Linked DNA regions of Homo sapiens: region 2 is linked to region 1. The links are chromatin loops, found by intact Hi-C in ENCODE. Cell type or tissue: chondrocyte. All regions are shown on one strand. Each heading gives the region's core, and the rest is flanking DNA. Links, peaks and the distances in the headings are about the cores only.

Evidence for each region. Peaks named below come from ENCODE experiments on the same cell type or tissue, not always from the same donor. Only the 100,000 strongest peaks of a DNase experiment are listed, where the experiment ranks them.
Region 2: a loop joins it to region 1, with 5 times the contacts of the local background. A loop is called at or near these places in 2 of 110 quality-filtered maps.

Annotation. Positions count from the first base shown.
Region 1 is chr4:13,823,191-13,839,760 of GRCh38, forward strand. It overlaps LINC01182 (long intergenic non-protein coding RNA 1182), which reads left to right. Exons shown (of 4, transcript NR_121681.1): 3 at 6,590-6,657. It overlaps LOC101929048 (a long non-coding RNA gene), which reads right to left. Exons shown (of 5, transcript XR_925415.3): 2 at 16,244-16,400. It overlaps LOC107986182 (a long non-coding RNA gene), which reads left to right and starts at 9,685. Exons shown (of 4, transcript XR_001741382.2): 1 at 9,685-12,543; 2 at 14,154-14,211; 3 at 15,173-15,269. In chondrocyte, for the core only: no CTCF peak of the experiment used is centred there; no DNase peak of the experiment used is centred there.
Region 2 is chr4:13,767,480-13,784,049 of GRCh38, forward strand. All of the region lies in intron 2 of LINC01182 (long intergenic non-protein coding RNA 1182), which reads left to right. All of the region lies in intron 4 of LOC101929048 (a long non-coding RNA gene), which reads right to left. Among named protein-coding and RNA genes, the nearest start is that of LINC01182, 120 kb to the left of the region's middle. In chondrocyte, for the core only: no CTCF peak of the experiment used is centred there; no DNase peak of the experiment used is centred there.

The sequences.
Region 1 (16,570 bases), core at 5,394-13,393:
ACCCATTTAACAAGTCTTTTGTGTAAAGACATTACTTTCCCATTAGAAAAGTTTTATTCTGGAACTTGTGAGTTCATGTCAACATATTGAAAGTGAGAGTCATAAAAAGGCAGCTGAGTGACAGGATGCAGAAATGCAACCAATATGAAATTCAGTTCAGTTCTTTTACAAACCTTCCCCTACAGTAACAAAGAGTGGGCTCTGTAGTCAGGCAGAAAGACTGCATTGGACCCTGGTTCCTCCATGTATTAGATGTGTGCCTCAAATAAGTGCAGTAAACCCTGTGGGTCTCAGTCCTTCATCTATGAGTTAGGAAGAACATTTCCTACATCTTGGGGATAATGCTTATAAAGCACTTAACATGATGCCTGGCTAATGAAGGACAGCTGAAAACATAAAATTAATGCACCCAAGACTGGTTTCTTCTTGCATAATTGCTTTGGTTAGTGGCACATTGTGGGGAGAAAGAGCCCTGTGTCCAGTCCTGGGCTTGTCCCTAACTCAGCAATGGCCATAGGCCAGTCGATTGCCCATTCTTTCTTTCCATTTTCTCCTCTGTAAAATGAATATTGGCACCAAACCTGGGTGCTTAGACCTTTTCTGTAGCCCAGAGGAGGTCCTAGAAGCTGCTCCAGGTGTTTTCATTGTTCCAAAAAGCCTTCTGGATACCTTATGGGTAGGCTAAATAAAAGTACACAGGCTAGGAAAAATGATTTTTGTTGTATCATTCCTTTGTTTAAAATTCTCCAAGGCTCTCCATTTTTCTTGGGGGTAAAGGCCAGTGTCTTTCCAACACCATACATGGTCTTGCACCATCTTTTTTTTTCCTCAGCCCCACTACCTTTGTGGATCATCTGAGACTGTCCTAGGATTTTGCCCAGTCTGCACTAAGTGACTGTTTCTCAGATACTCTGGGCATGCTTTGGTTTTCCAGCCTTTGCTTAGAATGCTTACCTTAGAATGATATTGTATGAATGACTCTTACCTCCTTTAACTAGCACCCCATGAATCCTATTGATATGGTTTGGCTCTGTGTCCCCACCCAAATCTTATCTTGAATTGTACTCCCATAATTCCCATGTGTTGTGGGAGGGACCCAGTTGGAGATAATTTGAATCATGGGGATAGTTCCCCCATACTGTTCTCATGGTAGTGAATAAGTCTTATGAGATCTGATGGTTTTAACAGGGGTTTCTGCTTTTGCATCTTCCTGATTTTCTCCTGCCACCACCATGTAAAAAGTGCCTTTTGCCTCCCATCATGATTCTGAGTCCTCCCCAGTCATGTGGAACTACAAGTCCAATTAAACCTCTTTTTTCTTCCCAGTCTCATGTGCGTCTTTATCAGCAACATGAAAACAGACTAATATAGTAAATTGGTACCAGGAGTGGGGGTGTTGCAGAAAAGATACCTGAAAATGTGGAAGCAACTTTGGAACTGGGTAACAGGCAGAGGTTGGGACAGTTTGGAGGGCTCAGAAGAACACAGGAAAATGTGGAAAAGTTTGTAACTTTCTAGAGACTTGTTGAATGGCTTTGACCAAAAGCCTGATAGCAATATGGAAAATAAGGTCCAGGCTGAGGTGGTCTCAGATGGAGATGAGGCACTTGTTGGTAACTGGAGCAAAGGTGACTCTTGCTATGTTTTAGCAAATAGACTGGCAGCATTTTGCCCCTGATGTAGAGATTTGTGGAAATTTGAACTTGAGAGAGATGATTTAGAGTATCTGGTGGAAGAAATTTCTAAACAGCAAGGCATTCAAGAGGTGACTTGGGTGCTGTTAAAAGCATTCAACTTTTTAAGGGAAGCAGAGCATAAAAGTTTAGAAAATTTGCAGCCTGAAAATATGATAGAAAAGAAAAACCGATTTTCTGAGAAGAAATTCAAGCCAGCTGCAGAAATTTGCATAAGTAATGAGGAGCCAAATGTTAATCCCCTAGACAATGGGAAAAATGTCTCCAGGGCATGTCAGAGGTCTTCATGGCAGCCCTTCCCATGACAGGCCAGGACATCTATGAGAAAATGGTTTCATGGGCCTGGCCCAGGGTCCCCATGCTGTGTGCACCTAGGGACTTGGTGCCCTATGTCCCACCCACTCCAGCTATGGCTGAAAGGGGTCAACATGGAGCTCGGGCCGTGGTTTCAAAGGGTGCAAGCCCCAAGGTTTGAGAGCTTCCACATGGTGTTCAATCTGCAAGTCCACAGAAGTCAAGAAGCAGGGTTTAGGAACCTCCTCCTAGATTTCAGAAGATGTATGAACATGCCCGGATGCTCAGGCAGAAGTTTGCTGCAGGGGTAGGGTCCTAATGGAGAACCTCTGCTAGGGCAGTGCAGATGGGAAATGTGGGGTCAGAGCCCCCACACAGAGTCCCTACTGGGGCACTACCTAGGAGAGCTGTGAGAAGAGGGCCACCATCTTCCAGACCCCAGAATGGTAGATCCACTGACAGCTTGTACTGTTTGCCTGGAAAAGCCACAGACACTCATGCCAGCCTATGAAAGCAGCTGGAAGGGAGACTGTATCCTGCAAAGCCCCGGGGGCAGAGCTGCCCAAGACCATGGGAACCCACCTCTTGCATCAGCATGACCTGGATGTAAGACCTGGAGTCAAAGGAGATCATTTTGGAGCTTTAAAATTTGTCTGCCCCACTGGACTTTGGACTCAAATGGGCCCTGTAACCACTTGGTTTTGGCCAGTTTCTTCCATTTGGAATGGCTGTATTTATACAAATCCTTTATCTCCATTGTATCTAGGAAGTAACTAGCTTGCTTTTGATTTTACAGGCTCATAGGTGGAAGGGACTTGCCTTGTCTCAGATGAGACTTTGGACTATGAACTTTTGGATTAATGCTGAAATGAGTTAAGACTTTGAGGGACTGTTGGGAAGGCATAATTGGTTTTGAAATGTGAGGACATGAGATTTGGAGGGGCCAGGGGCAGAATTATATGGTTTGGCTCTGTGTTGCCACCAAAATCTCATCTTGATTTGTACTCCCTTAATTCCCATGTGTTGTGGGAGGGACCCAGTGGGAGAGAATTTGAAGCATGGGGGTGGTTTCCCCCATACTGTTCTCATGGTAGTGAATAAGTCTCATGAGATCTGATGGTTTTATCAGGGGTTTCCGCTTTTGTATCTTCCTCATTTTCTCTTGCCACCACCATGTAAGAAGTGGCTTTCACCTCCTGCTATGATTCTGAGGCCTCCCCAGCCATGTGGAACTGTAAGTCCAATTAAACCTCTTTTTCTTCCCAGTCTCGGGTACATCTTTATCAGCAGTGTGAAAATGGACTAATACACCTATGCTCAGTACTCTTAAATTACAGCCTCCCTTCCCCACATTCATCACCACTATCCCCTGACATCTCATGACTCCCTCTCTTACCTTGCATTGCATTTTCCAGTAGCACTAATCATGACATGATATACAATGTAATTTGCTTTTTCTTGGTAAATTTTGTTTTGACTTTATGTTTAAACTAGAATTAATGCTACACGAGGACCTAGAATTTTGTTCACTGTTGTATCCCAAGTATGGCAAACAATGCCTGGGTCATAGCAGGTATTTACTGTATTCATGATTATTGAGTGAACGGAGACACTTTGGCTGGAAGTCTATTAACTCAGTAAAAGCACATGGGTTATTTCTTGAAAGAAATTCCTATTGGAAATTCTAAATACAAAAATGGGGAAACAAAGTATTTCTTAATAAATATAGTTTGCTTAACATGAACACAAAAGATTGCTAGACACAATCTTTCAAAGGAATATAGGTGAATATTAGTGAAGTCATAGACTCTTGATGGTGAATGTTGTAAACGAAAATATCTTCTAAGAGTCCACTAGATAACTAAAATTTCTTTCCCTTTTTTTTTTTTTTTTTTTTTTTTTTGAGACTGAGTCTCGCTCTGTCACCCAGACTGAAAGGCTGAAGTGCAGTGGCATGATCTCAGCTCACTGCAACCTCTGCCTCCTGGGTTCAAGCAATTCTCCTGCCCCATCCTCCTGAATAGCTGGGATTACAGGCATGCACCACGATGGCCATCTAATTTTTGTATTTTTAGTAGAGACAGAGTTTCACCATGCTGGCCAGGCTGGTCTCGAACTCCTGACCTCAGGTGATCTGCCCACCTCGGCCTCTCAAAGTGCTGGGATTACAGGTGTGAGCCACCATGTCTGGCCTGAAATTTCTTAAAAGTGTGTGAATGTGAGTTGTGGGGACTGTCAAGGGGAAGTCAGAATTGTGCTTTCTGAGCAGAGACCATCATATTGAACCCAGTGTCATAGTAGGTACTCAGTAAATCTTTATGGATCTGTTTTGAAATGAGTTTAGATAAAAATACTGTCTCATTTTTTTAAGCAAGACTGGGAACTTAAGGAGAAATATTTTTATTATTTTATTAAGTGAAATAAACCAAGGAGACACAATATTTTATGCCCTGATTATCTCTCTTCATCAACTTGCCCTTTGTTACCATGGGGAAACTAGAGGCAATAATTAAAGAATTAAACCTCCTTTATTCACTTATGCAGTGCACACTATCACATGCCATTTGATGTTTATTTTCCCGATGAAGGGAGTTTAACTTATTTATTTTTCTTCTCTTGGGGCCTAGTTGTCTGACCCACGGAAGCCTCCAGGTTTGGCTGGAAATGGCCTCCATTTTCACTCTCCTATGGACTCACTCACCTATGGGCAGGTAAAGAAATGTGCCGGGTGATTTAATGAAATCAAATCTTCATCCACCTTGGCTAGCAATAGATGGAGAAGCTCCCCATGGTTAGCAGGGAGTTCTTTCTTATCCCTGAGACACACTTTCTCTTTGCATCCAACAAAGCTGGTTCCAGAGACTGCAGATCTTATTTTCACACAAGTGTCCAAGGTGAACCTAAATCCACTCCTTTATTCCCCATGGTACAACCAAGGCATGAAAGAATGATTAACAGGGCTCCCAGATAACAGAAGCGAATTAACTCTAGAGGGTACCACTTGACATTTTATTGTATGGGATACCTGCTACCTAACAGTAGTCTCAATTTTCCTACAACCTATCTCCCTACCCTGCCCTAAGTCTAAAAGCTATCTTGAGTCAAGGGCCAGTTTTCTGCCACCTTCTTTTTCAATATGTTCAGATGCATTAAAATCTTAACTAAAGAGAGTGGGCTCAGAGAATGATGACCATTCCTTGGTCCTGCCCATCTAATCCTTGCCTTACAAGGCTGGGTTTTCTATAACAGAACCTGCCTCTTCCTTGATGTCTAAAACTGGGAAAAGTCAGACCCTTTAGAATGGACAAAGTTTTTCTTCTCCCAAGGATGTAAACTTAGTTTACAGCTCTGACTAGCAAGCCCTCCTGAGCAGAGTGTGACACACTCCCACCCTCATACGATACCTCTCTGTGCCTCAATTTCTCATAAGCAAAATGAAGATATACTGGTACCTCTTCGGTTTTAAGTACTAAATATAAATGACTTTTAAAAAGTACCAAGCACATAGTAAATGCCATTTAAATTCTAACTGCCATTGTATCTTTAGGCTCAAACACAAGTAACCCTAATATAAGCTGGGGCTTTATATGAGGCAGTATTTTGGGGGAGTTATATTCAAAGCAGCACAGACTGACAACCCAAACATAGCTTAAGATAACTCAGATTTTTACTCTTGATCTTGAGAAGCATCCAGGAAGAGGAAATTTGTTATAATCACAAGAAGAGAACCTATGATTGCCAAATGTGTTCTGGGTCTGATCATGGGGTATTGGATACATGGCAGCAAGTCCAGGGCTGAACTGAAGGTGTGTGTACTGGTAGAGAACATAGAAAGCAGGTGCAGTGACAGAATGGACAATACATCTTGTAGTAAAGTGAAAACAGTAGTAATAGCTAACATTCATTCAATGATCACTAAGTTCTAGGCACTGCACTAAGATATTTATATACACTGATCTCATTTAATATTCACAACATTACAATGAGGTAGGCATTATTAATACCTCTATACTTCTACTGTGCCTGTTTTATAAGTAAGGAAGCTGAAGATCAGAGAGGTTAACTTACTAAACTGAGGCCACACAGCTTCTAAGTGGCATGGCTGGAAACTTCCAAAAAAAATATATCTGTCTGATTCAAGAACCCAATCATCCTATTAAGAGTCAGGCATTGTAAAATGAATTAGATGCCAAACTCAAAGAGCTGAAGCTGACAGGTGGTTAGAAATGGGAAGTATTAGTCCAAGTGGAGCACTATAGTTTAAATATGTTTCCCAAATTTCTTGTGTTGGAAACTCAATTCCCAAATCCGTATGTCAGTTGGAGATGGGGTCTTTGCAAGGTAATTAGGATTAGATAAAGTTGTCAGGGTGGAGCCTCCACTATGAGAACAACAGCTTCATAAGAGAGGGAGAGAGACCTGAGCTGGCATGTGTGCTCTTGCCCTCTCGCCATGTGATACCCTCTGCCATGTTATGACACAGCAAGAAGGCTCTCACCAGATGCCAGCATCATGCTCTTGGAACTCCCAGCCTCCAGAACTGTGAGATGAATAAAATTCCTTTCTTTATAAGTTACCTAATCTGTGATATTCTGTTACAGCAACAGAAAATGGGCTAAGACATGGAGCAAGGGGCAGAACGACTCTTGAAGATGCTGAGCAACTTCTGGTATGTTTGCTTATTTTATACACACTTTGCCATTCTCTTGGGATATGAATTTTTATGCTTAAAGCAACAATACTACATGCAATGCTGGGGAAAATATCTTGTAAGTTATGGTGCATGTCTTGTTTGTTTCATCCTTCATTCTACAATGAATACAGAATGTGCTACCACTGAATCATGTACTGTGACTACAGATTTAAAGAAACTCTGTTACCAAGGACCTGAGTCCAGGGGAGGAAAACAACATTTATTATACAATGAAATGAGAGATAAAACATAGTTCACGATGAGAAGGAAGCCTTGGTCTGCCTCTGGGAGTGAGGTAGGCTTCCTGGAGGAGGTAACCCTTGAGGACAGCTCTGGAAAAAGGAGCAGGAATTTGTCAAGTGCATAAGGGATGTGGAGGAAGGCATTCCAGGCACAGAAAATTGCCCTTCCTGTCTGAATTCCACATCGTTCTTGCCTGTGTTAAAATGCTCAGGTATTTGCTAAACATGCTTCTTACCAGAGGCAATGCTGCTTTTTTAAAGGACATAATTAATTAGGTCTCAGGATATTGGTAATCAGGAAGAGTGTAGCATTGATGATATTTTCCTCAGACTTCCAGCACGCATGCTAGCTACGTGCCCCTCCCTCACTGGCTTCAGCCTGTGCCCAGAGGCAGTTTGACCCTCACATTTTCCTGTCTTGCTTTTGGCCTTGAGAATCCAGGTGTCAGTAGGTGCCTTTGCCTCTGTTTGATGGAGCTGTGTTTTGCCTCCTTTCCAGTTGGTGCCCTCCTTGGCTCTGGCAGGTGTCCAAGCCCTGTTGTTCTCCCTGCACGGGGCGGCTAAGCAATGCTTTGTAAATTATGCACCAGTCCCACAATGTTTGGGGAGCCTGTGGAACCCTTTTGTCTACATGGAGGTAAATTATTTAGCAAAGGCAATTTAAATGATTCAGAGGGGATGGCGTGAAGTCTGGCTGTGGAACAGCTTGTCTGTGGAAATGTAACTGACCCTGGCGTGCGGAGGACTCAGCTCCAAAGCAGAGCCGAGCACATTTTACCTGCTCCCTAGATCCTGTAGGTTCCATGCCCTGCCTGTCTCCAGACACTGTCCCACGTTAATAATCATTATAATTTAAAAGTCTATGATCTCATTTGGTGCTTGTTTCGCGTCTGCAGCAGGGAGGTTTATAATAGTGTGGTCTGGGGAAGCAAGCTGGGTCTGGACAGGTTTTGTTATGAGTCCTGCTTTTCTAACCTGCGAGACCTCAGTTTCCTCTTCTGTAAATTAGGGATAATAAAAGCAACTTTTAATTGTTAACATCTCCATTTGACTATCTAATCTAAGGAATCTGGCCAAGACAAGCTCCTTAATATTCTGCCCCATGCTGTCCACAAACCTGCCCTAGGAATAGTGTCTCCATCTCAGTAAATGAGAACTTTTTACTCAGTTACTCAGGACCCAGCCCTGCACATCATATTTGATTCGCTTCTCTCCTGCAGCCTCCACAGTGAATCTCTTCACTGGTCCTGTCTGCCCTACTCCCAAACACATAGCCCGTGGGATCCTTCTCACCAGGTCTTCTGCAGCTCTCCAGCTGAAGCCTCTGTCAGTTCAGCTGTGCTGTTGAAAAGCCCCTTACTCATTCTCCTGCAGCTGCCTTTACTTCTCCAACCCTGTCTCATCCCCACCAAGCAATCAAGACCTTCTTTAAAAAATAAACAATAATAAATAAATTGGACGATATTCTTCCCTTCTTAACCCTCTGATGGCTGCTACTTACTCTTAAAATAGAATCCATGGCCTCTTTTAAAAAAAAATCACCTATGGGCCTTACATGACTGGGCTCCAGCACACCTCTCTCCACTTAACATTAACCCCACTGGCCTTGGGATTCTAGAACATCCCAAACATGTTCCCACATGAGGGCCTTTGCTCTCGTTGGCCCCTGAGGCTGGACTGGTCCTCCCCTGGCTTGGCTAGTTCCATTTCAATGTCCAGGCATCTGGGGAAATGTTACATCCTCACGGGACTTCCCTGACAATCTTGAAGAGTCACCTTCCTGTCACACTGTAGTGGTTTTATTTCCTTCATGCCACTTATCCCTACATTCAGTTCTGATATTGAGCTTCATGGTTTGTGCACCATCCCCTCCACTGGAAGACAGCTCCTTGCAGGATGGGCTTTTTTCAGTGTTATTCACCATGGTAGCCCCAGGTAGGGTCATTAGATAAAATACAGGACAACCAGTTAAACTTGAATTTCAGATAAACAACAATTATCTTTTTAATAAAAAAATATTGCACAGGGCATACTTATGCTAAAAAAAAAAAGATTTGTTGTCCCTGTATTTTTACTTACTAAATATGGCAACCCTAGTCCCTTCAGAACTGTCATCTCTGTTGAGGCTTTATAAATACTTGTTGAAAGAAAGAAAGAAATAGTGAGTGAGCAATGAGAGGTGATCATCACATAAAATCTGCAGACTGAATTGCCTTTATCTTTTTGCCTTCATATTCCTAGTGTCTTGTCAATGCTTGACATATGATCTTTTTCCCCTTCCTGTTATATTGTTAGTTTCATTTTGCAGTTGGATAAATAGGGTTAGAGAATAGGAGGCTTTTCCAGAGTTAAGCAGCTAGAGATAACATCATAAATATAGAAGAAAGTGGCTTCTGAAAGGTGTGTTAAATGTGTAAAAGCTTACTTCCCTTCTCCCATAAAAGAAGTTGGCGTAAAGGCAGTCTAGGCTTGGCATGGTGTTTCCGAGACCATGCTTCAATCTTTCTCCTCCAGAATCATCAGACCAGTTTCTAACCTCAAGTTTACTGCATGGTCCTACGATGTCTGCTGGAAAGCCTGTCATCACATTCACATTCCAGGCAGACAGCAGGCGCAAGTGGATGAGGACAAAGATCATTTATTCCCTCCCCTTTAAGACCCTCCTGAAAGTCAGTCACACATGACTTTTCCCACTTCATTGGCCAAAACTTTATCTCTTGACCACTCCTGGCTATAAAGCAGCTGGCAATGCCATCATTTCAGGGGTTTATATGTGCTGTTCTAAATACTGGGGTCTGTTCTTACGAGCAGAAAAGAATGAGAGAATGGATATTGGGAAGCAAGAGCAGCCTCTGCTCCAGCTAGAGAGGGGCAGAAAGACCCTGGTGTATCCTCAGACTGCTGTACCCTATGCCTGCTCACAGGACAGACAAGAGCCTTTTAAGGGTGAAGACAGGACTAGACCCCAGCCTCCTGGTCACATGACTCAGAGATCTCCCATATCCTTTTACCTTCTGTTGCATGGAGTGGAATGGGTCGGAGTTTGAGATGTGGATCTTTGTGTTAGTCTGAGACTTTTTCTGTGTGGGAGAGATTGTATCCTACACACAGTCTAGAAGACATTGGGGAGGCCCTGAAGCAATTACTATTGCTAGAAATAAAGTGTAGAGACAGAAGTGGGGATGGGATGGTACTAGAGAGTTAGGCACAAGTCGAGTGATGAGAGGTTGAGTCTGGTCTGCACAGGATCCTAATAGATCTTAACAGGCTGCAGCAATGGTCTAAGCATAATGAGGCAAAACTGAAACTGAACAGGAACAGAACATGTTACACCCGAGTCCAAAAGAAAACTAACAAGATGCACTGATGTGACTTAGTATCTTCAGGATAAAAATGACAGAAGCACTTCAGTAATATCAGCCATAATGTGTAAGGGAGTTATTTTGATCTCAGCCTGCAGGAGCAGAGAATTTCAACGAGGTGAGAGGCATGCTTTGCCATGCACAGGCTAGACCACACTTGTCATGCTGCATGTAGTTCTGAAAAGGACAGACCAAAGTTTTAAAAGGAGAGAAGCCAGGATGGGATTGAAGAATCCTCAGGTTGTATATTTAACATTTTTATCAGTCACTTAGGTCACGCCTGCTTACCAAATTTGTGGATTACTCTAATCTGACAGAGGTGGTAGATACAGTGACAGGCAGAATCAGTCAAATAGAACAATGAGCCAATGCCAGGCTATGAAATTGAAAACAGATCAAGGTATCTCACCCCCAAAAATGATAAGTATGTGAAGTAATGCATATGTTAATTAGCACTATTTAGCCATTTCAGAAAGCCTGCTTATTTCAAACAACATGCTGTACACAATAAATATATATAAGATCTGTGTCAACTAAAGAATTAAAATTAAAATTAAAAGTCAAAGAAAAAAAAAGAAAAAAGTTTGGAAGAGCAATCCATTGTTCAAGAAAGGGATGAGAGAGACCTGGTACAATGGCTGTTCTAACAAATCAGCACTTTAGTGGGCAGCAGGGCTCATCAAAGTACCAGTGTGTCTGTGTGTGTCCCAGGCTGGTGGATGGTGGGCTTCCAAGGAGCCTCCAGGCAGCACTGATATTCATGACTTCACCCAAGCCAGGATTTTGACCTTGGCTTTGTGGGTTTAGATTTTCAAAGTGTTTGAGTTTCCTGGACTTGGGGAGGCTGACTCTCACTAACAATGCTTTTAGGAGACTGCAGATGCCGAAAGTATTGATTTTCAGCATGAATTCTACTTGTTAGGTACCTTAAACCTGATCAGCATACATATGGTTCTTCTTCCATGTAAGAAAACCACATGAGGAACCAAATAATACCTCTAAGGAGTTTTGAGGAGGATGGAACTGAAAAGAGGGATGTGAGTAGTGTGACTCGAATGCTGTTAGAAGAGTCTGATGTGTCCTTCTTCCTCAGGTGAAAGTTCTCAGACTGAAAACATCTAGATAACCTCTAGCTATGCTAAGCCACAGGCACTTTTATAGGCCTAGAACCTATTTCGTGTCTTTAAGGTGACTTGACAGAGTGTGGTTTTGTCCTCTTATTTTTTGACATATTCTGCAACTCAGGAAACAGTCTTGTTTCCCTTTCTCTATAGCACTCGAGGTGCATCAGTCTGCTCCTCCCTTTGCCTCAAGGTCCCACAGTGGCAAGGGGAGAGGAGACCAGTCTGGGGGGTCTGCTTATTAAGCCTTCATTGCTGTCTACCCCAAGAAAACTCAGAGTCACTGTCTCCTAGGCACTTCTCAGGTAGAAAGAAATCTTTCCTTACCCTCCAAATCTGCTATCCTTCAGGGATGGATTCTCGGGTACCTTCGACCAGCTCCCTGCTCTGTTCCAGCTTCCTGGGCATAAAGGCAAATAATCCCAACGTGTTTGGCTTTGACTTTTTCTCATGGCCTCCTTTCCCAGTGGGTGGCCATATATATTCATTCACATGTCCAAGGGGATTCCTCCTTCCATCCCCCGTTTATTGATGTTCTTGTCACATCTCCCTTAGGAGCTTGTTGTGTCAGTCAAGGTCCCAGCAAGAAACAGATGGCACACTTACACTTGGATAATGTGAAATGAATTTAATAAAGGACTACTTACAAAGCTGGGAGCAGGGCTTAGGGAAACCACGAAGAATAGTCAAATGCCAGAGGACTATGAAATCTAGGTGCTATTGTAGGCCTGAAAGAGTGGAGAGAGGGGAAAGAGAGCCAGAAGACTGCGGGGGCTATGCGGAAGAAACATAGGATTCCTGGCTTTCAACAGAACTGGCCCATGGAAACCCCACGGCAATAGTAATAAATGCCACACCCTCACTCACTTCTCTCCTTCCAATCTCCTGCTGATGCACAACACTGGCCATGTGCAGTTGGTAGTCAGTGGTCAAGGGAGCCCAAGAGTGTGGTTCAGGTTCAGCTTCCCCAGGGAATAGCAGGGTGGACAAAGATAGAGAGTGGATTTGGATAGGCAAATAGAATAATCCAGTAAAAACACTGAAGGCTAGACTTTGTTGTTAATACCTGTATTTTTTGGTTTCCCATCCCACACATAGTAGGTTTGCAGCAGTTGACTTGGCCATGGATTTCTTTGGGTAAGGAGATGATCTTTGATCCCTGTATTCCAGGGCCTATCCCAGTACCCCCAAAAGATGCTCCATAAATGTTTATGAAATGACTAGTGAATGAATGAATGAATAAATGAAGTGAGCTCAGTGGGAATTTTCCCTTAATTTTGCTCACTGTTTCACTCCTTGGAAGTAGCCACTTCTCTGCTTCACTTGTAGGCCAGATCCAGTTATTAAATTTCTAAATTATCCTTCTGTCTATGGGGCTGACTCTCTAATGAGGTCTTGTAAGTCTTTGCTTCCATCCTCGGAGTCCAGACAAGGAGCTCTTGCCTCAGGCACAGCCTCTGTTCTCTGGGATGTCTCACCTTTTTAGCAGGGAAGCGTTCTGTGCCAGATGCTTAACTTGTGTCCTCCTACCAGGGAGATTCCATGAGGAACCTTCTCTGTTCACTTTAGGCAGATTGGATTGGCTTCTCCTTGCTGTACTTCTAGCTAGATTAACTGTTAAACAAATATCTATTACTTATCTGTCATATTCTAGGCACTGTGCTAGGACATGAGAATGTTCAAGTGGGTAAGATACAGTTTGACATAAGGGACAAAGTGCTGCAGTCCAGAAGGAGAGAAGACAAATAATAAATAATTATTTTACAGGGTAATACATGCTATGTTATTATGTTATTATTCTATAATAATTATGGGAGCACAATGGGTGAGGAGGGCACTGTGGGAGCCTGGGTGAGGAGCGCCAACCCACCCGGAGGCGCAAGGAAAGCTTTCTGGAGGAGTTAACACCTGATCTTGTAGGATGGGAAAGAGCAAGATATTAAAGATAAGTGATTCCAAGTCAAGTGGTGAGCAAGATCAAAATGACAGACACTTGACATAGCATGATGTGTGCAAGGAAACATGAACTAATCTGTATTATTAGTGATAACAGTTGAGGAATGGGGGGTGAGAGGCAGATGGAGGGGCAGGCAGGGTTTAGGGTGTGGAAGGCATGGTAAGCTGAGCTAGGGACTTTGTAGGACATTAACTAGAGTGAGGTGAATAAGGCCTATTTTAGGCACAAAATGTAAAAGGGCTTCAAGGTCTCAGTAACTAGGATAAGTAATATTAAATGCAATATTTTAAACAAAATTAATGCAAAAACCCACAGTGAAAAAAAAATAAAATTTTAAGATAAATAGTATTGAGTGAATTCTTATAATTTCATGTTGCTTCAGTATCCATTTTGAATATAACTTTAACTTTCTCATACCAGAAGCAGGCTTAGTCACCCTTGGTGCAGTATCCAGTTTTACAACTCCTCCTAGTTCCTTAAGGTGGTCAGTTCAGCTCTCTGGCTTATATAACTCGTGATAGTTACCTCTCCATGAGACAGCCAGATACAACTGACCTAATTAGCCCCACTGACCTCCACACCCCACATGGACTGTGCAGGTGTGCCACAGTGGCCACCTCTTAGTCACAGCGTGACCCCCATGAAACTAATGCCTGCTTGTACCACCAGTTAGACCTCCCCACAGGAAACCTGCTTGAGTAACTCCCAGGACCCAATAAAGAATTTGGCTTACAGGTCCCCTTCTCTCTCTCTTGCTCCCCACCTGCTGGCTGAATGCACGTGTCCTCAGTGGCTTCCCCCTTTCCAGTGACCCTGGGAGGCATACTGCCCCCTGCACTGTGGAATCTGTAAGTAATAAATATGTCTGTTATTTCATGCTCGGTGTTGTGCTGCCTCCTCCTGTGTCTCCCCTGACAGACAAACATGAGCCTAACTTCTTTCCTGGTCAGGGCTCTCCTATGGAGTGGCTATCTTGGTAGGAATAAACTAAACACAGCTTAGACAAGAGCCACAGGGACATCTGTGAATAAAAGCAAGTTTTCTGTATGGGGAACACCTGGCCATGGCCGGACACTTAGGCATTAGGCAGTCTACCAGGATAAAGATGTATCCCTTGAAAGGCATGCTGTAAACATCCAGAAACTGCCTTCCCTGGAGCCCTGTCGTCAGGGCAGGGCTAGAGTTTATAGCCACTCTCCAGGGAGAGACTTCAAGACCAAATTAGAAAGAATTTGTATCTTTAATATTTACAAAACACTATGTTACTGATTTTTTTCTTTTGCCTTGGGCATCAACATGGCTCAGCATAGCATTATTACTGAGTCTGTCTTTATTGCAATAAAATGTTACTTATCCCTTCAACAAATGGTGCTGGGACGACTGCATATCCACATGCAAAAGAATGAAATTGGATCCCTGCCTCATGCCATACACAAACATTAACTCAAGGTAGATCATAGACCTAAATGTAAGGGCTAAAACTGTTGAACTCATAGAAGGAAATGCCAGAGTAAAACGGTGTGGTCTAGGGTTTGGCAATGATTTCTTAGATATGACACTAAAACTGCAAGTGATGAAGGATAAGATTTTTAAGTTTTACTTTATCAAAATTAAAAATTGTGTGCCTCTAAGGATATCATTAAGAAAGTGAAAAACAACCTATCACCCTTCTGCTCTATTCTATAGCCATCTATTGCTCTTAAAATAAACTCCAGTCCTCCTGCCATGACCTCCCAGTCCTGCAGAGGACCTCTGCCAACCTCTCCAGCTCCATCTCATCTTTTCTCTCTCTGTTTCTTGCTCCACCAGCTCAGCCACTTGGGTCTCCTTTGCCAAGGAGTGTCCTCCCTCTGGAACTCAATACCAGCTCTTTCTTCTTCTGGAATCTTCTCTCAGCTCTTTTAAGGTTAGTTCTTGCTTTTTCGCATTTCATTACACTGTTACATTTTGTGAGACCTCTAAAGGGACCTTCCCTGCTTACAATCAATATCATCACTCAGTGCATTGGTTTTCTATTACTCCTGTAACAAAGTGATACTCACATGGTGGCTGAAAACAATGCAGACTTAGCTGGATGTGATGGCTCATGCCTGTAATCCCAGCAACATGGGAGGCTGAGGTGGGAGCTTCGTTTAAGGCCAGGAGTTCAACATCAACCTGGGCAACATAGAGAGACTCCATTTCTAAAAAACACAAATTAAAAAAAAAAAATAGCCAGAGTAGCTGAGGCAGGAGGATCTCTGGAGCCCAGAAGTTTGAGGCTTCAATGAGCCAGATCGTGCCAATGCATTCCAGCCTGGGTGACAGAGCAAGACCCTGACTCAGGAAACACACGCATGCACGCACACACACACACATACATTTACTGTCTTCAGTTCTGTATGTTAGAAATCCAACATATGTCTCAGTGGGCTAAAATCAAGGTGTTACAGGGCTGCATTACTTTTCATAAAGGACATTTCATTTCCTTGCCCTTCCCAGCTTCTAGAGGTTGCCTGTATCCTTGGCTCATGGCCCCTTCCTCCGCCTTCTAAGCCAGCAAAATTGTATCTCCGACCATTCCTCTGTAGTCACTTTGTCCTTGGACTCTCCTCTTCTGCCTCCTTCCTTCACTTTTAAGCACACTTGTGACTATCATGGGCCCACCCAGCCAACCCAGAATAATCTCTCTATCTTAGGGTCAGCTGATTAGCAACCTTAATTCCAGCTTCAACCTTATTTCTCCTTTGCTGCATAACCTGACATATTCAGAGGTTCTAGGTATGAAGACATGGACATCTTTAGGGATGGAGGTGTTATTTTGCTTATCACATCTGGCTTCAATTCTTCCTTAGCATGTCTGTGACCTTAATCATTCTGTTGGTTAATTGTTTGTCTTACCTGCTAGGATGTAAGATCCTGGGAATCTTCAGCCTGCTATCATAGGTAAAATCTTGAGTGTAGATAGGAATGTGAAAAATAGTGTTTCTCAAGCATGTCTGTCCATCAGGGGCTATTCATTTGTTCATGCACTTCATAATGTTTATTAAGCACCTACCTAGAACCAGACACAGTTCGACTCAGGATGCGTCAGTGAACAAGACAGACCCCAAACACTACCCTCATGGAGCTTACATCTTTGGTAGAGCTTTAAATAATATAGATGTCTGGGCTCCACCAGCCGCTCCAGAAGCCAAGCCACTTGGGTGAAGAACAGCTAATCATTAA
Region 2 (16,570 bases), core at 4,704-12,703, 56 kb before region 1:
GTGATGATTGCCCCTTTGGGATGAAGGAAGGAGGTGGATGGCTTCCTGCACCTGCTCTGGCTTGTATTAGGGATTTCCCCCTCTCACCCATTATGCTGAGATGACTTTTTACAAATGGACTATTTCTAGCTGATTTTAGTGATGTAGTTGGATTGAATTCTCTGCTGAGAAGGAAAGCCTCATGGATACCGCTAGTGCTGCATCTTGAGAGGAGACAGCCTGGATCCCATGTTCAAGACTGGCCACTCATCACCTCTGTCACACTGGGTTCCTCAACGCTAAAGGCATTGCAAAGTCTTTGGACCACATGATTCTGGATTCATTGACTTTTCAGACTTACTTATTTAACTTTCCTTACTCTCTCAGCATCTTCATTTGTGAAATGAAGAATGAATGAATAAATGGATAGATACATACATGTATGTATGTATCTATCTAGTATCTGTCTATGTGTCTATCATCGATGTCTATCTATCATCTATCTATCTATCTATCTATCTATCTATCTATCTATCTATCTATCTATCTAATCATTCATCTGTTTCTCTCTCTCTCTCTGTGTCTCTGAGTTTTAATTCTAATTCCTACATGCTCTTTTGGCTCTACAAGTTGTGCTGATTTGTGTGGAAATCTCATGGGTTTTCAAAATCCTATTTTACAGTGAGATGTTTATAACTTGGGATTACCAGTACTTCACTTTCTCAAATCATTTGTGTTTGCTTGTATGTGTGAATATTTGCATGTGTTCATGTGATGGTCTTTAATACACTATCTTGAGAGTTATATTGCATAATGAAGGCACTCTAAGGTCAAAATGTCCAGGTTGGATCTTAGCACTGCTATTCACTAGTGATTTCACCTTGGGAAAGTGGCTTAATGTCTCTGTACTTCAATTTTTTCTTTCATAAAATGGAGATAATAATGATAATGTCTCTTAGTGTTGTATGATTGAATGAGTTTATATAGTAATTACTTAGACAATGCCTGGCATATGGTATGCTATATAAAGGTTTGCTATTACTCTGGGTGATGGTCAAGGTATATGGTATTAGAGTTTCTTACTCTCAGCAAGTTTTTTACTGGTATATAAACATATTTATCTTGTGCACAAGACTACAATTTTGCATTCAGAAAGTATTCCATGTAAAGGCTCTCTCACTCCTTAATTTACTTTCTGCCCTCCATATTTCCTTGTCTTCCTTCAGAAGCTCCTCTTTAAGTATCCCTCCTACTGATGTCCTACTTCCCTCTGACATAAAAACACAATCTATGCTTATGTCCCTTCTTTGTCATATAGATATAGAAATATGCACACCCACCCACTTATATGTGTATGTAGTATAAGAAATAATTCCAATATCATTAGGAACTGAGGCTTTTACTCATTAGAGAGGAAAGATATAAGTAAAATATATTTTCTTATTTTATACTGGAATATATTTTCTTCCAGTAAGAAAAAAACAAATTAGTTGTGTCCACTGAAAAAGTCTAGACAGAATGATCAACCCAGTAACAAGGAGGACCCTTGACATCCAAATTGTGGTCTCCAAATATCATTTCTTACTAAGGAGCTTGGGCTTCTTTGAGAAATGGTTGATTATAAGTGTGGGACAAAAAACACATAAGATGAGTTATGTGTCTCATTGCATCTCACTAGAACATCTCATTGCATCAGAAAGCAAGGAAGCTATCAAAGGCCCTTGGGACCATGTAAAATTAACTTAGGAACAATATGAAATTGCTTCCAAAGGCTAAATATGGAAGTTTAACATCAAAAGAACCCATCACCTGAGCAGTATACAGTGCACCATATTTGTAGTCTTTTATCCCTTGTCCCCTTTCCACTCTTCCCCCCAAGTCCCCAAAGTCCGTTGTATCATTCTTATGCCTTTGCATCCTCATAGCTTAACTCCCACATATCACTGAGAACAAACGATGTTTGGTTTCCCATTCCTGAGTTACTTCACTTAGAATAATAGGGTCTAGTCTCATCCACATCACTGCAGATGCTGTTAATTCATTCCTTTTTATGGCTGCTTAGTATTCCATTGTGTGTGTGTGTGTGTGTGTGTGTATATATATGTATATATCACAGTTTCTTTATTCACTAGTTGATTGATGGGCATTTGGGTTGGTTCCATGATTTTGCAATTGTGAATTGAGCTGCTATAAACATGCGTGTGCAAGTACCTTTTTCAAATAATGATTTCTTTTCCTCTGGGTAGATACCCAGTAATGGGATTGCTGGATCAAATGGTAGCACTTTTAGTTCTTTAAGGAATCTCCACACTGTTTTCCATTAGTGGCTGTACTAGTTTACATTCCCACCAGCAGTGTAGAAGTGTTCCCTGTTCACTGTATCCTGGCCAACATCTACTGTTTTTGTTTGTTTGTTTGTTTGTTTTGACTTTTTGATAATGGCCAATGTTGCAGGAGTAAGGTAGATTACATTGTGGTTTTTTGATTTGCATTTCCCTGATCATTAGTGATGTTGAGAATTTTTTCATAAGTTTATTGGCCATTTGTACATCTTCTTTTGAGAATTGTCTATTCATATCCTTAAGCCACTTTTTGATGGGATTGTTTGTTTTTTTTCTTACTAATTTGTTTGAGTTTGTTGTAGATTCTGGATATTAGTCCTTTGTCAGATGTATAGATTGTGAAGATTTTCTCCCACTCTGTGGGTTGTCCGTTTACTCTGCTGACTATTCCTTTTGCCATGCAAAAGCTCTTTGGTTTAATTAGGTCCCAGCTATTTATCTTTGTTTTTATTGCATTTGCTTTTGGGTTCTTGGTCATGAACTCCTTGCCTAAGCCAATGTCTAGAAGGGTTTTTCCAATGTTATCTTCTAGAATTTTTATAGTTTCAGGACTTAGGTTTAATTCTTTAATCCATCTTGAGTTGATTTCTGTATAAGGTGAGAGATGAGGATCCAATGTCATTCTCCTACATGTGGCTAGCCAATTATCCCAGCACCATTTGTTGAAAAGGGTGTCCTTTCCCCACTTTTGTTTTTGTTTGCTTTGTTGAAAATCAATTGGCTGTAAGTATTTGGGTTTATTTCTGGGTTCTCTCTTATGTTACATTGGTCTATGTGCCTATTTTTATACCAGTACCATACTGTTTTGGTGACTATGCCCTTATGGTATAGTTTGCAATCAGGTAGTGTGATGCCTCCACATTTGTTCATTTTGCTTAGTCTTTCTTTGGCTATGCGGGCTTTTTTGGTCCTATTTGAATTTTAGAATTTTTTTTTTAACTCTGTGAAGAATGACGGTGGTATTTTGATGGGAGTTGCATTGAATTTGTCGATTGCTTTTGGCAGTACAGTCATTTTCACAACATTGATTCTACCCATCCATGAGCATGGGTTGTGTTTCCATTTGTTTGTGTCATCTATGATTTCTTTCAGCAGTGTTTTGTAGTTTTCCTTGTAGAGGTCTTTCGTCTCCTTGGTTAGGCACGTTACTATGTGTTTTATTTTCATTTTTTGCAGCTATTGTAAAAGGGGCTGAGTTCTTGATTTGATTCTCTGCTTGGTTGTTGTTGGTGTCTAGAAGAACTACTGATTTGTGTACATTGATCTTGTATCCAGAAACTTTGCTGAATTCTTTTATCAGTTCCAGGAGCTTTCTGGAGGAGTCCTTAGGGTTTTCAAAGTAAATGATCGTATCATCAGCAAACAGGGACAGCTTCACTTCCTCTTTACCAATTTGGATGCCCTTTATTTATTTTTCTTGTCTGATTGCTCTGGATAGGACTTCCAGTACTATGTCAAAGAGGAGTGGTGAGAGTGGGCATCCTCGTCTTGCTCCATTTCTCAGAGGGAATATTTCAGCTTTTCTCCATCAGTATTATGTTGGCTGTGGGGTTGTCATAGATGGCTTTGATTATCTTGAGGTATGTCCCTTGTATGCCGATTTTGCTGACAGTTTTAATCATAAAGGAATGCTGGATTTTGTTGAATGCTTTTTCTGCATCTATTCAGATGATCATGTGATTTTTATTTTTAATTCTGTTTATGTGGTGTATCACATTTATTTACTTGCATCCTGCATCCCTGGTATGAAACCCACTTGGTCAAGGTGGATTATCTTTTTGATATGTTGTTGGATTTGGTTAGCTAGTATTTCGTTAAGGATTTTAGCATCTATATTCATCAAGGATATTGGTCTGTAGTTTTCATTTTCTGGTTCTGTCCTTTCCTGGTTTAGGTATTAGGGTGATGCTGGCTTCATAGAAGGAGTTGGAAGGGGGGTTCTTTCTTTCTCTAACTTGTGGAATAGTGTCAAAAGGATTGGTACCAATTCTTTTGAATGTCTGGTAGAATTCTGCTGTGAATCTGTCTGGTCCTGGACTTTTTTGTTGTTGGTAATTTTTAAATTATCATTTCAATCTTGCTGCTCCTTATTGGTCTGTTAAGGTATCTGATTCTTCCTGATTTAAACTAGAAGCATTGTATTTTTCCAGGAATTTATCCATTTCTTCTAGGTTTTCTAGTTTATGTGCATGAAGGGGTTTATAGCAGCCTTGAATAATGTTTTGTATTTCAGTGGTGTCAGTTGTAATATCTTCTGTTTCATTCCTTAGTGAGGTTATTTGGATTTTCTCTCTTCTTTTCTTGATTAATCTTGCTATGAATCTATCCATTTTATTTATCTTTTCAAAGAACCAGTTTTTGTTTCATTTATCGTTTGTATTTTTTTTTTGTTTCAATTTCATTTAGTTCTGCTCTGATCTGGGTTATTTCCTCTCCTCTGCTGGGCTTGGGTTTGGTTTGTTCTTGTTTCTCTAGTTCCTTGAGGTGTTACCTTAGAATTGTCTGTTTGTGCTCTTTCAGACTTTTTGATGTAGGTGTTTAGGACTATAAACTTTCCTCTTATCACCACTTTTGCTATATCCCAGAAGTTTTGATAGGTTGTGTCATTATTGTCATTCAGCTTGAAGAATTTTTAAATTTCCATCTTGATTTAGTGTTTGACCCAATGCTCATTCAAGTGCAGGGTATTTAATTTCCATGTATTTGCATGGCTTCGAAGGTTCCTTTTGGAGTTGATTTCCAGTTTTATTGGAGTTGGTCTGAGAGAATGCTTGATATAATTTCAATTTTCTTAAATTTATTGAGGCTTGTTTTATGGCCTACCATATGGTCTATCTTGGAGAAAGTTTCATGTGCTGCTGTATAGAATATGTATTCTGCAGTTGTTGGATGAAATGTTCTGTATATATCTGTTAAGTCAATTTGTTCCAAGGTATAGTTTAAGTCCATTGTTTCTTTGTTGACTTTCTCTCTTGATTACCTGTCTAGTGCTATCAATGGAGTATTGAAGTCCTCCACTATTATTGTGTTGCTGTCTATCTCATTTCTTAGGTCTATTAGTAATTGTTTTATAAATTTAGGAGCTCCAGTGTTAGGTGCATATATGTTTAGGATTGTGATATTTTTCCTGTTTGACAGGGCCTTTTATCACTATCTAATGTCTCTGTCTCTTTTAACTACTGTTGCTTTTTTTTTTTTTTTAAGATGGAGTCTCGCTCTGCAGCCTAGGCTGGAGTGAGTGGCATGATCTTGGCTCACTGCAAGCTCCACCTCCCGGGTTCATGCCATTCTCCCCCCTCAGCCTCCCAAGTAGCTGGGACTACAGGCGCCCGCCACCATGCCTGGCTAATTTTGTTTTTGTACTTTTAGTAGAGATGGGGTTTCACTGTGTTAGCCAGGATGGTCTTGATCTCCTGACCTCGTGATCCACCTGCCTTGGCCTCCCAAAGTATTGGGATTACAGGCGTGAGCCCAGCGCCTGGCCAACTACTGTTGCTTTAAAGTTTGTTTTGTCTGATATAAGAATAGCTACTTCTGCTTGCTTTTGGTGTCCGTTTGCATGCCTGCTCACTTTTGGTGTCCATTTACATGAAATGCCTTTTCCCACCCCTTTACGTTAAGTTTATGTGAGTCCTTACGTGTTAGGTAAGTCCCCTGAAGGCAGCAGATTGTTGATTAGTGAGTTCTTATCCATTCTGCAGTTCTGTATCTTTTAAGTGGAGCATTTAGGCTATTTACGTTCAATGTTAGTATTGAAATGTGAGGTATCATTGCATTCACTGTGCTCTTTGTTGCCTGTGTACTTTGTTTTTTTGTTTTTGTTTTTTTGTTTTTGCTTATTAGTTTGTATTTTTCTTTTATAGGCCTTGTGTGAGTTATGTTTTAAAGAGGTTCTGTTTCAATGTATTTCCAGGATTCATTTCAAGATTTGGACCTCCTTATAGAAGTTCTTGTAGTGGTGTCTTGGTAATGGCAAATTCTCTGAGCATTTGTTTGTCTGAAAATGATTGTATCTTTCCTTCATATATGGTACTTAGTTTTGTTGGATACAAAATTCTTGGCTGATAATTGTTTTTTTTTTTGAGGAGCCTGAAGATAGGTCCCCAATCCCTTCTAGCTTGTAAGGTTTCTGCTGAGAAATCTGCTGTTAATCTGATAGGTTTTCCTTACAGGTTACCTGGTGCTTCTGTCTCACATCTCTTAAGATTCTTTCCTTCATCTTAACTTTGGATAACCTGATGACAATGTGCCTAGGAGAAGATCTTTTTGTGATGAATTTCCCAAGTGTTCTTTGTGCTTCTTGTATTTGGAAGTCTAGGTCTCTATCTAGGCTGGGGAAGTTTTCCCCAATTATTCCCCCAAATATGTTTTCCAAGCTTTTAGAATTGTCTTCTTCAGGAACACCAATTATTCTTAGGTTTGGTAGTTTAACATAATCCCAGACTTCTTGGAGGGTTTGTTCATATTTTCTTATTCTTTTTTCTTTGTCTTTGTTGGACTGGGTTAATTCAAAGACTTTGTCTTTGAGCTCTGAATTTCTTTCTTCTACTCATTCAATTCTATTGCTGAGACTTTCCAGAGCATTTCACATTTCTAAAAGTGTGTCCAAAGTTTCCTGAATTTTTAAATTTTTTAAGCTATCTATTTCATTGACTATTTCTCCCTTTACTTTTTGTATCATTTTTTTGGATTTCCTTGCATTGGGCTTTGCCTTTCTCCGGTGCCTCCCTGATTAGCTTAATAACTAACCTCCTGAATTCTTTTTCAGGTAAATCAGGGATTTCTTCTTGGTTTGGATCCATTGCTGGTGAACTAGTGTGATTTTTTTGGGGTGTTGAAAGGCCTTGTTTTGTTATATTACCAGGGTTGGTAATGTAACAGGTAATATTACAGGGTTGGTACAGTATTCAATGAATTTCATAAGATATTTAACACTGTATTATAAAATAGGCTTTGTGTTGTTGATGATTTTGCTCAACTGTAGCCTAATGTAAGTGTTCTAAGCACTTTTAAAGTAGGCTAGGCTCAGCTATGATGTCTGTAGTTTAGGTGTATGAAATGCATGTTTGACTTATGATATTTTCAACCTGCAATGAGTTTATGACATAACCCCATAATAAGTTGGGGAGCATCTGTATATCCATTAGGTGAAATGTTAATGGGGGACTTCATGAAAGGTACAACAACTGACAACACTGATTAATCTTAACATCATGTAAATAGAAGCAATCAGACATTAGGTGCCTCCTGATAGAACCTCACTTTATCATAAAAGTTGACAGAAATTGAATTTCAATGTGATCAAACCTCTAAATCTACCTAACAGCTTCTAGGAAATACAGGAGATAGAGGAACATACTAAACAACATCTCAGGCATGCACTTGGAAAAATCTAGACTGTGAAAAACTCTGCTGAAATAATTACAGATTATTCCAACAAATAAGTTGTAAGGGAAAACAAAAGAGATGAAAAAGCCTATAGATAAAGAAAAAAATAATAAAAGACAGATTAACCACTGTAATAAGGAAGAGGAGGAGCTTTGAACAGATTGGATACTTGATAATACATTAGGGTTAGTGTATTAGTCTGTTCTCACACTGCTAATAAAGACATACCCAAGACTGGCTAATTTATAAGGAAAGAGGTTTAATTGACTCACAATTACACATGGCTGGGGAGGCCTCACAATCATGGCTGAAGGCGAATGAGGAGCAAAGTCATGTCTTACATGGTGGCAGGCAAAAGAGTTTGTGCAGGGGAACTCCCCTTTATAAAACCATCAGATTTTGTGAGACTTATTCACTATCATGAGAATAGCATGGGAAAAACCTGCCCCCCATGATTCAATTACCTCCCACTGGGTCCCTCCCTTAACATGTGGAAATTACAGGAGCTATAATTCAAGATGAGATTTGAGTGGGGACACAGCCAAACAATATCATTTTGCCCTGGACCCTCCCAAATCTCATGTCCTCACATTTCAAAACCAATCATGCCTTTCCAACAGTTCCTCAAAGACTTAACTCATTTCAGCATTAACTCAAAGTCCATAGTCCAAAGTCTCATCTGAGACTAGGCAAGGCAAGTATCTTCTGCCTATAAGCCTATAAAATCAAAAGTAAGTATTAGTTACTCCCCAGATACAATGGGGGTAAGACACTGGGTAATCCATTCCAAATGGGAGAAATTAGCCAAAGCAAAGGGCTACATGCCCTATGCAAGTCTGAAATCCAATAGGGCAGTCATTAAACCTTCAAGTTCCAAAGTGATCTCCTTTGACTCCATGTCTCACATTCAAGTCACACTGGTGCAAGAGGCAGGCTCCCACAGCCTTGGGTAGCTCTGTCCCTGTGGCTTTGCAGGGTACAGCCTCCCTTCCTGGCTGCTTTCATGGGCTGGCATTGAGTGTCTCTGGGTTTTCCAGGTACACAGTGCAAGCTGTTGGTGAATCTACCATTCTGGGGTCTGGAGGACATTGGCCCTCTTCTCACAGCTCTGCTAGGCACTGCCACAGTGGAGACTCTGTGTAGGGGCTCCAACCCCACATTTCCCTTCCCCACTGCCCTAGTAGAGTTTCTTGATGAGATCCCTGCCCTTGCAGCAAAATTCTGCCTGGACATCCAGGCATTTCCACACATCCTCTAAAATCTAGGTGGAGGGTCCCAAACCTCCATTCTTGACTTCTGTGTACCCACAAGTGTAACACCACATGTAACCCACTAAGGTTTGGGACTTGTACCCTCTGAAGCAATGGACTGAGCTATACTTGGCCCCTTTTAGCCATAGCTGGAGCTGAAACAGCTGGGATGCAGGGCACTATTTTGGAGGCTGCATAAAGCAGGATGGCCCTAAGTCTGGACCATAAAACCATTTTACTCTCCTAGGCCTCCAGGCCTTTGATGGGAGGGGCTGCCATGAAGCTCTCTGACAGGCCCTGGGGACATTTTCCCCACTGTCTTGCTGATTAGCATTTGGCTCCTCATTACTTATGCAAATTTCTGCAGCCAGCTTGAATTTCTTCTCAGAAAATGGGTGTTTTCTTTCCTGTTGCATCATCAGGCTGCAAATTTTTCAAACTTTTATGCTCTGTCACCTCTTGAATGCTTTGCCATTTAGAAATTTCTCCTGCCAGATACCCCAAATCACCTCTCTCAAATTCAAAGTTCCACAGATCTCTATGAAAGGGGCAAAATGCTGCCAGTGTCTTTGCATAGCAAGAGTGAACTTTACTCTAGTTCCCAACAAGTTCCTTATCTCCATCTGAAATCAGCTCAGCCTGAATTTTATTATCAATATCACTATCAGTATTTTGGTCAAAGTCATTCAACAAGTTTCAAACTTTCCCACATCTTCTTGTCTTCTGAGCCCTCCAAGTCTCTAAGAAGCTCCAAATTTTCCCACTTTTTACTATTTTCTTCTAAGCCTTCCAAACTGTTCCAACCTCTGTCTGTTACCCAGTTCCAAAGTCACATCCACATTTTCAGATATCTTTACAGCAGCATCCCACTCTTGGTACCAATTTACTGTATTAGTATGTTCTCAGGCTGATAATAATGGCATACTGAAGACTGGGTAATTTACAAAAGAAAGAAGTTTAATTGGCTCACAGTTCCCCATGGCTGGGGAGGCCTCACAATCATGGCTGAAGTTGAATGAGGAGAAAAGTCATGTCTTACATGGCAGCAGATAAGATAGTATGTGCAGGGGAACTCACTTTGCTAAAACCCTCAGATCTCAGGAAACTTAGTCATTGTCATGAGAACAGCATGGGAAAAACTCACCCCTATGATTCAATGACCTCCCACTGGGTCCCTCCCATGACATGTAGGAATTATGAGAGCTACAATTCAAGATGAGATTTGAGTGGAGACACAACCAAACCATGTCAGCTAGTGTATTTTTTTGACGTAATAATATTATTAATACACTTTTATAAAGAGACTTTTATCTTTCAGAGAGAAATACTGAAATAATAAATGAAATAATATATCTAGAATATGTCTCAAAGCAATCTGGAATGAAGAAATGGGGGCATATGAATGAAACAAGAGCCATCATGATTAATAATTGTTGAAAGTTGAAAATGCATACATAGGATTTTATTATATTATTCCCCCTGCTCTTATATATGTCTGTAATTTTCCTAATAAAAATTTTAAAACCAAACAGAAGAACAGTAGTGGCCATACTGTCTTTCCATGGAATTTCTCCACATCCTGCTTCCCAAGCTTCTCTTTGAACCCTCTTGCTCCTTAGTGCCAATCTTGCTTCCATTTGCTGGTCATGTCCTCTTCCTCCAGGTCCCGCAGGTTGATGACTTAGTTGGACAAGCTGTCTGGTTTTAATTTCCATTTTGCCCTTGAATGCTGTCCCTGTTTTTTTTTTTTTTTCTCCCCAAGAGGCCAGCTTCCAGCTTTATTCCAGGCCTTGCCCCACCCTCAAATACACTAACAGAAGTATCAACCCCATGCTTTCAGAGCCTATGTTCTTTGTCCCAGGTGCTCACTCAACTGGGTTTGGAAATTGTTCATTTTCTTTCCTTTCCTTCCATGTAGCCAATAGAATATGTCTTGGAGGTATGACTTATTTGGGAAGGCAAATAATTTTAAGAAAAGTAAAGAACATAAGGCACTAGGGAAGGCACACATGGTTGGGTAAATTGAAAGTTCCCATCCTACCCCATTCCCAACTCTCTGCCATGCCTTCTATCAAAAGTGAAATATAAAGATTGGAAAAGAGGCATTTTGGCATGGTGCCATCTTTTCCAGAGGGGTTGGCAAGAACTATCCTCAGTTAATATGGGAGGCTTTAAAAAGAGTGTCAGCCCAGGGGAAGATGAATAAATTGTTTGCATGATAGGGTGACTGTATTAGTCCATTTTCATGCTGCTGATAAAGTCATACCCAGGACTGGGAAGAAAATGAGGTTTAATTGAACTTACAGTTCCACGTGGCTGGGGAGACCTCAGGATCATGGCAGGCAGTGAAAGGCACATCTTACATGGTGGCAGCAAGAGAAAATGAGGAAGAAGCAAAAGCAGAAACCCCTGATAAACCCATCAGGTCTCATGAGACTTAGTCACTATCACGAGAATAGCACAGGAAAAACTGGCCCTCATGATTCAGTTACCTCCACCTGGGCCCCTCCCACAACATGTGGGAATTCTGGGAGATAAAATTCAAGTTGAGATCTTGGGGGCGGGGGGTGGGACAAAACCAAATCATACCATTTTGTCCCTTGCCACCCCCAAATCTCACGTCCTCACATATCAAAACCAATCATGCCTTCCCAACAGTCCCCCAAAGTCTTAACTCATTTCAGCATTAACCCAAAAATCTACAGTCCAAAGTCTCATCTGAGACAAGGCAAGTCCCTTCTGCCTAGGAGCCTGTAAAATCAAAAGCAAGTTAGTTACTTCCTAGATACAATGGGGGCACAGGTATTGGGTAGATACAGCCATTCCAAATGGGAGAAATTGGCCAAAACAAAGGGGTTACAGGGTCCATGCAAGTCTGAAATCCAGCAGTGCAGTCGAATTTTAAAGCTCCAAAATGATCTCCTTTGACTCCAGTTCTCACATTCAGGTCTTGCTGATGTAAGAGGTGGGTTCCCATGGTCGTGGCAGCTCTCCCTCTGTGACTTTGCAGGGTACAAAGCCTCCCTCCTGGCTGCTTTCACAGGCTTGTGTTGCATGTCTGCGGCTTTTCCAGGTGCACGGTGCGGTGCAAGTTGTCGGTGGATCTACCATTCTGAGGTCTGGAGAACGGTGGCTTTCTTTCCACAGCTCCAGTAGGCGGTACCACAGTAAGGACCCTGTTTGGGGGCTCCGACCCCACATTTCCCATCTGCACTGCCCTAGCAAAGGTTTTCCACAAGCGCCCCACCCCTGCAGCAAACTTTTGCTTGGGCATCCAGGCATTTCCATACATCTTCTGAAATCTAGGCAGAAATTCCCAAACCTCAGTTTTTGACTTCGGTGCCTCCGCATGCTCAACACCACATGGAAGCTGCCAAGGCTTGGGGCTTCCACCCTCTGAAGCCACAGCCGGAGCTGTACCTTGGTCCCTTTCAGCTACAGTTGGGATGGCTGGGACACAGGGCACCAAGTCCCTAGGCTGCACATAGCATGGGGACCCTGGGCCCGGCCCACACAATCACTTTTTTCTCCTGGGCTTCTGGGCCTGTGATGGGAGGGGCTGCCATGAAGATCTCTGACATAGCCTGGAGACATTTTCCTCATGGTCTTGGGGATTAACATTAGGCTCTTTGCTACTTATGCAAATTTCTGCAGCTGGCTTGAATTTTTCCTAAAAAAAATGTTTTTTTCTTTTCTACTGCATCATCGGGCTGAAAATTTTCTGAACTTTTATGCTCTGTTTCTCTTTTAAAATGTAATGCCTTTAACAGCACCCAAGTCACCTTTTGAATGCTTTGCTGCTTAGAAATTTTTTCTGCCAGATACCCTAAATCATCTCTCTCATCTTCAAAGTTCCACAAATCTCTAAGGTTGGGGCAAAATGCTGCCAATCTCTTTGCTAAAACATAACAAGAGTCACTTTTGCTCCTGTTCCCAACAAGTGCCTCATCTCCATCTGAGACCACCTCAGCCTGGACCTTATTGTTCATATCACTATCGGCATTTTGGGCAAAGCGATTCAACAAGTCTCTAGGAGGTTCCAAAATTTCCCATATTTTCCTGTCTTCTTCTGAGCCCTCCAAACTATTCCAACCTCTGCCTGTCACCCAGCTCCAAAGTTGCTTCCACATCTTCAGGTATATTTTCAGCAATGGCCCACTCTACTGGTACCAATTTACTGTATTAGTCCATTTTCATGCTGCTGATAAAGACATACCCGAGACTGGGAAGAAAAAGAGGTTTAATTGGACTTACAGTTTCACATGTCTGGGGAGGCCTCAGAATCATGATGGGAGGCAAAAGACACTTCTTACTTGGTGGCAGCAAGAGAAAATGAGGAAGAAGCAAAAGCAGAAACCCCTGATAAACCCATCAGATCTCATGAGACTTAGTCACTATCACAAGAAGATTACAGGAAAGACCAGCCCCCATGATTCCATTACCTCCCCCTGGGTCCCTCCCACAACACATGGGAATTCTGGGAGATACAATTTGAGATTTGTGTCGGGACACAGCTAAACCATATCAGTGATCAACCATCCCTGTTTGCCCCGAAGTGAGGCTCATCTCAAGACACTGGATTTCCAGCTAAAAACAGACAAGTACCAGGCAAGCCTGGACAGATTGATCACACAATAGTAAAACCAAGGATATATTTCTTAAAAAGATATCGGTCAAGTCATGTGGGTAGATAATTTCTTTTATCATTGGAGATGAGTCTGTTTACTTTAGGATAAAATTAATAATTCTTGTGATACAGCATGTTTGTTCTGGAGTAATTGCCTAGAGACAGACAAAGCTGGTTGGGAGATGGATATAGATTTAGAACACTCATTCTCTTTTTCCAACTCATAAGACCATCTTCCATGGTTCTCTACTTTAAAACTAACAGAAATCCAGGCAATGAAAATCTCCAATAACACTTTGCTGAAGGCTTATAGTTTGAAATAACAATGTCAATATTAAACTGAAAATATAATTACTGAAAAGAGTTTACAATTCCTTTCCAGTTGCTATTTTTGTTCTTAGAGGGATGTACTGTAAAATTACTGTGCTCCGGAAGTCAATGGAAATAATTCTTTTCTCTGAGTGGTTAAGCACTAACTCTAAACACAATTAGCTTCACTTGCTTCATTTTGCTTTTGATAGTTAGGATTTCTCATTTCAAAAATTTAAGAACTTTAAAAAATTTGATCCTTGCCTAAGAGAATGACAGTGGGGGTTGGGAAACTGTTAGCTTGGCCAGGAGGTAACTTTGACTCCTTTGTTCTTTCACCCTAAAGCTCCACCCTTTAGCATAGAGGTTAATTTTGTGTTTGTAAAATGGATAGCAGATTGTTTTTCCTTTCCATAGAAACAGCATAAGTGGGAAACATTTGAGCTCTTCAAATGGGACTTACGTCTTATCAGGAATACATAAAATATATAGGTTCTGTGGAATGGCTTCAGGAGACTGTCAGGCTGTATCCCACACCATGTCAATGCAATGTGAATTTTTCTAGCTAGAGTGTCCATAACTTTCACCAGATTCCAAAGGAAACTTGAATCCAAAAACAAAGATTGGAACCAATGTCTTAGAATGGTGAAGGACAAAAGGAGAATCAACAGAAGTGCCTTGCACCAAATGACAGAGGAATAAACACTCTTGACACATTTCATTGTATTGATTCTGAGGTCTAGAATTTTTAACATCACAAATTGGAGTGAATCTTGTAACTGATATAATCCTAGATCAGATGAAGTATAGTAATCCTTTGTAGATTTTGTTGACTTTATTTTATAATTCTGCACTTCTTAGTAAGAAAGCCTAGTTGTCACAAATGAGACATCAAAATACTGTCAAAAGAGCTTTGGCTTCGGAGCCAGGGGACTTAGAATTCCTGGCCCTGCCGCTTTTGAGCTGAGTGAGCTTTAGTAAATGATTTCCTCTTTCCAGGCCTTTCTTTCCACATCTACAGACTATGAAGGTGTAATCAGCTGGTGCCTCAGAGTGCCTTTAAGGGCACCTGGGTGGGAAGGGAGTGACAGGTGGGTGAGATTTCATAGCTCCCCCAACCTTCTTCAACCTGGAGCAGTTCTGTGTTACCTGTTTTACAAAGCAGACTTGTTTCTAAGGTTGTTTTTTGTTTTGTTTTGTTTTGTTTTTGAAGAATGATTTCTGTTACTAGGGAAACAGAAAAATTAAAAGACCATCCAACTGGCATTTCCAGTTGTGGGTCTAAAGAGTTTTATGAATGTGTTCCTGGATTTTTGTACCTTCCTTTTAATGATACCAATTGACTTACCGTTTGAGAGATCTACAGTAGAGTGATAAGAAGCACAGATGTTGGGTAAGATAGACCTACCTGGACAGTTATCTTTGCTGTGTGACATTGGGCATATAATTATAACAATGGGAATAATTTTGGTACCTCTTTCAAAAGATTGTTTTGAGACACCAAGAAGATAGTTCATGGAGAAGGTTCATACAATGCCTAACAAATACGGATCCTCAGTGATCACCAACTGGTGGTAGTATTTCTGTCTCTTGGGTCTAAATGAGGGGAAGGATCTTTATTCCTCCTCACCAGAGTATCTACATTGGAATTCAAACCCCCTAATTCCATCACATAGAAAATCTTTCAGATCCTTGGACCCATAATCAACCCTTAAGAGACATTTGCTGCTGCAGATGACCTTAGCATGCTGGAGAGATCATTATGCATATAGCAAACACTTTCAGACAGGCAGGAGACCTAAGATAAAGGCAGAATGAGGTTTAATTTAAGAAATGTTCATTGTGGCCTTAATGAGAGCACACAGGTGTTAAGATGTGGTCTCTGCCATTTAGGAGCTGGCAGACCAACTAGGTACTTAGGTGACCCAGCAGTAAACGATATGCCAGGAGCTCACAGCAGGACTGAGTGACCCCTACTTGCAGGTCTGAGGGTAATTGGAGGAAATGATGTTTAAATCAAACTTTGCGGGAAGAGGAGAATGATCACAGGTGAAACAGTGAAAGGGAGGAGGCCATCTTAGTCAGGGAAAGGCAAAAACCAGGAGTCCCCTACAAAATAACAATAAATAAAATAAAGGAGTGATTAAGCAAAATCATAGTTAACATTGCTTCTTAACTGCTAGGTACTTATAAAACACTTTATACGCATTATTACTTGTAGTTCATGTAGTCCTTAACCAACTCTGCAAGATAAATTTTATTATTATATTATCCCCATTCTACAGATGAGGAAAAGGAAGCACAGAGAATGAAGTATCTTGCCCAAAACCGAACTGGGGCCAGTTTATGGATAGAGAGGAGCACTATGCCTCCCACCAGTCAGGGAAAGAATGCTGGTTCTTCCTAATAGGTTAGAGTTACTTGACTGCAGAAGTATCAACATTTTAGGCTGGATAATTCTTTGTTCTGCAGGGCTATTCTGTGCATTATGGGACTGTTAGCAGCATCACTGGCCTCTACCCACGAGACGCCAGTAACACTTCCTTCCCTGTTTGTGACAAACAAACACGTTTCCAGACATTTCTTAATGTCCCTGGGGTTGGGGGCAGAGTGACCCCAGCTGGGAACCACCATTGCAGGCAGGCTTATGCTAGGCACTGGCTTGTTGCTCTGCA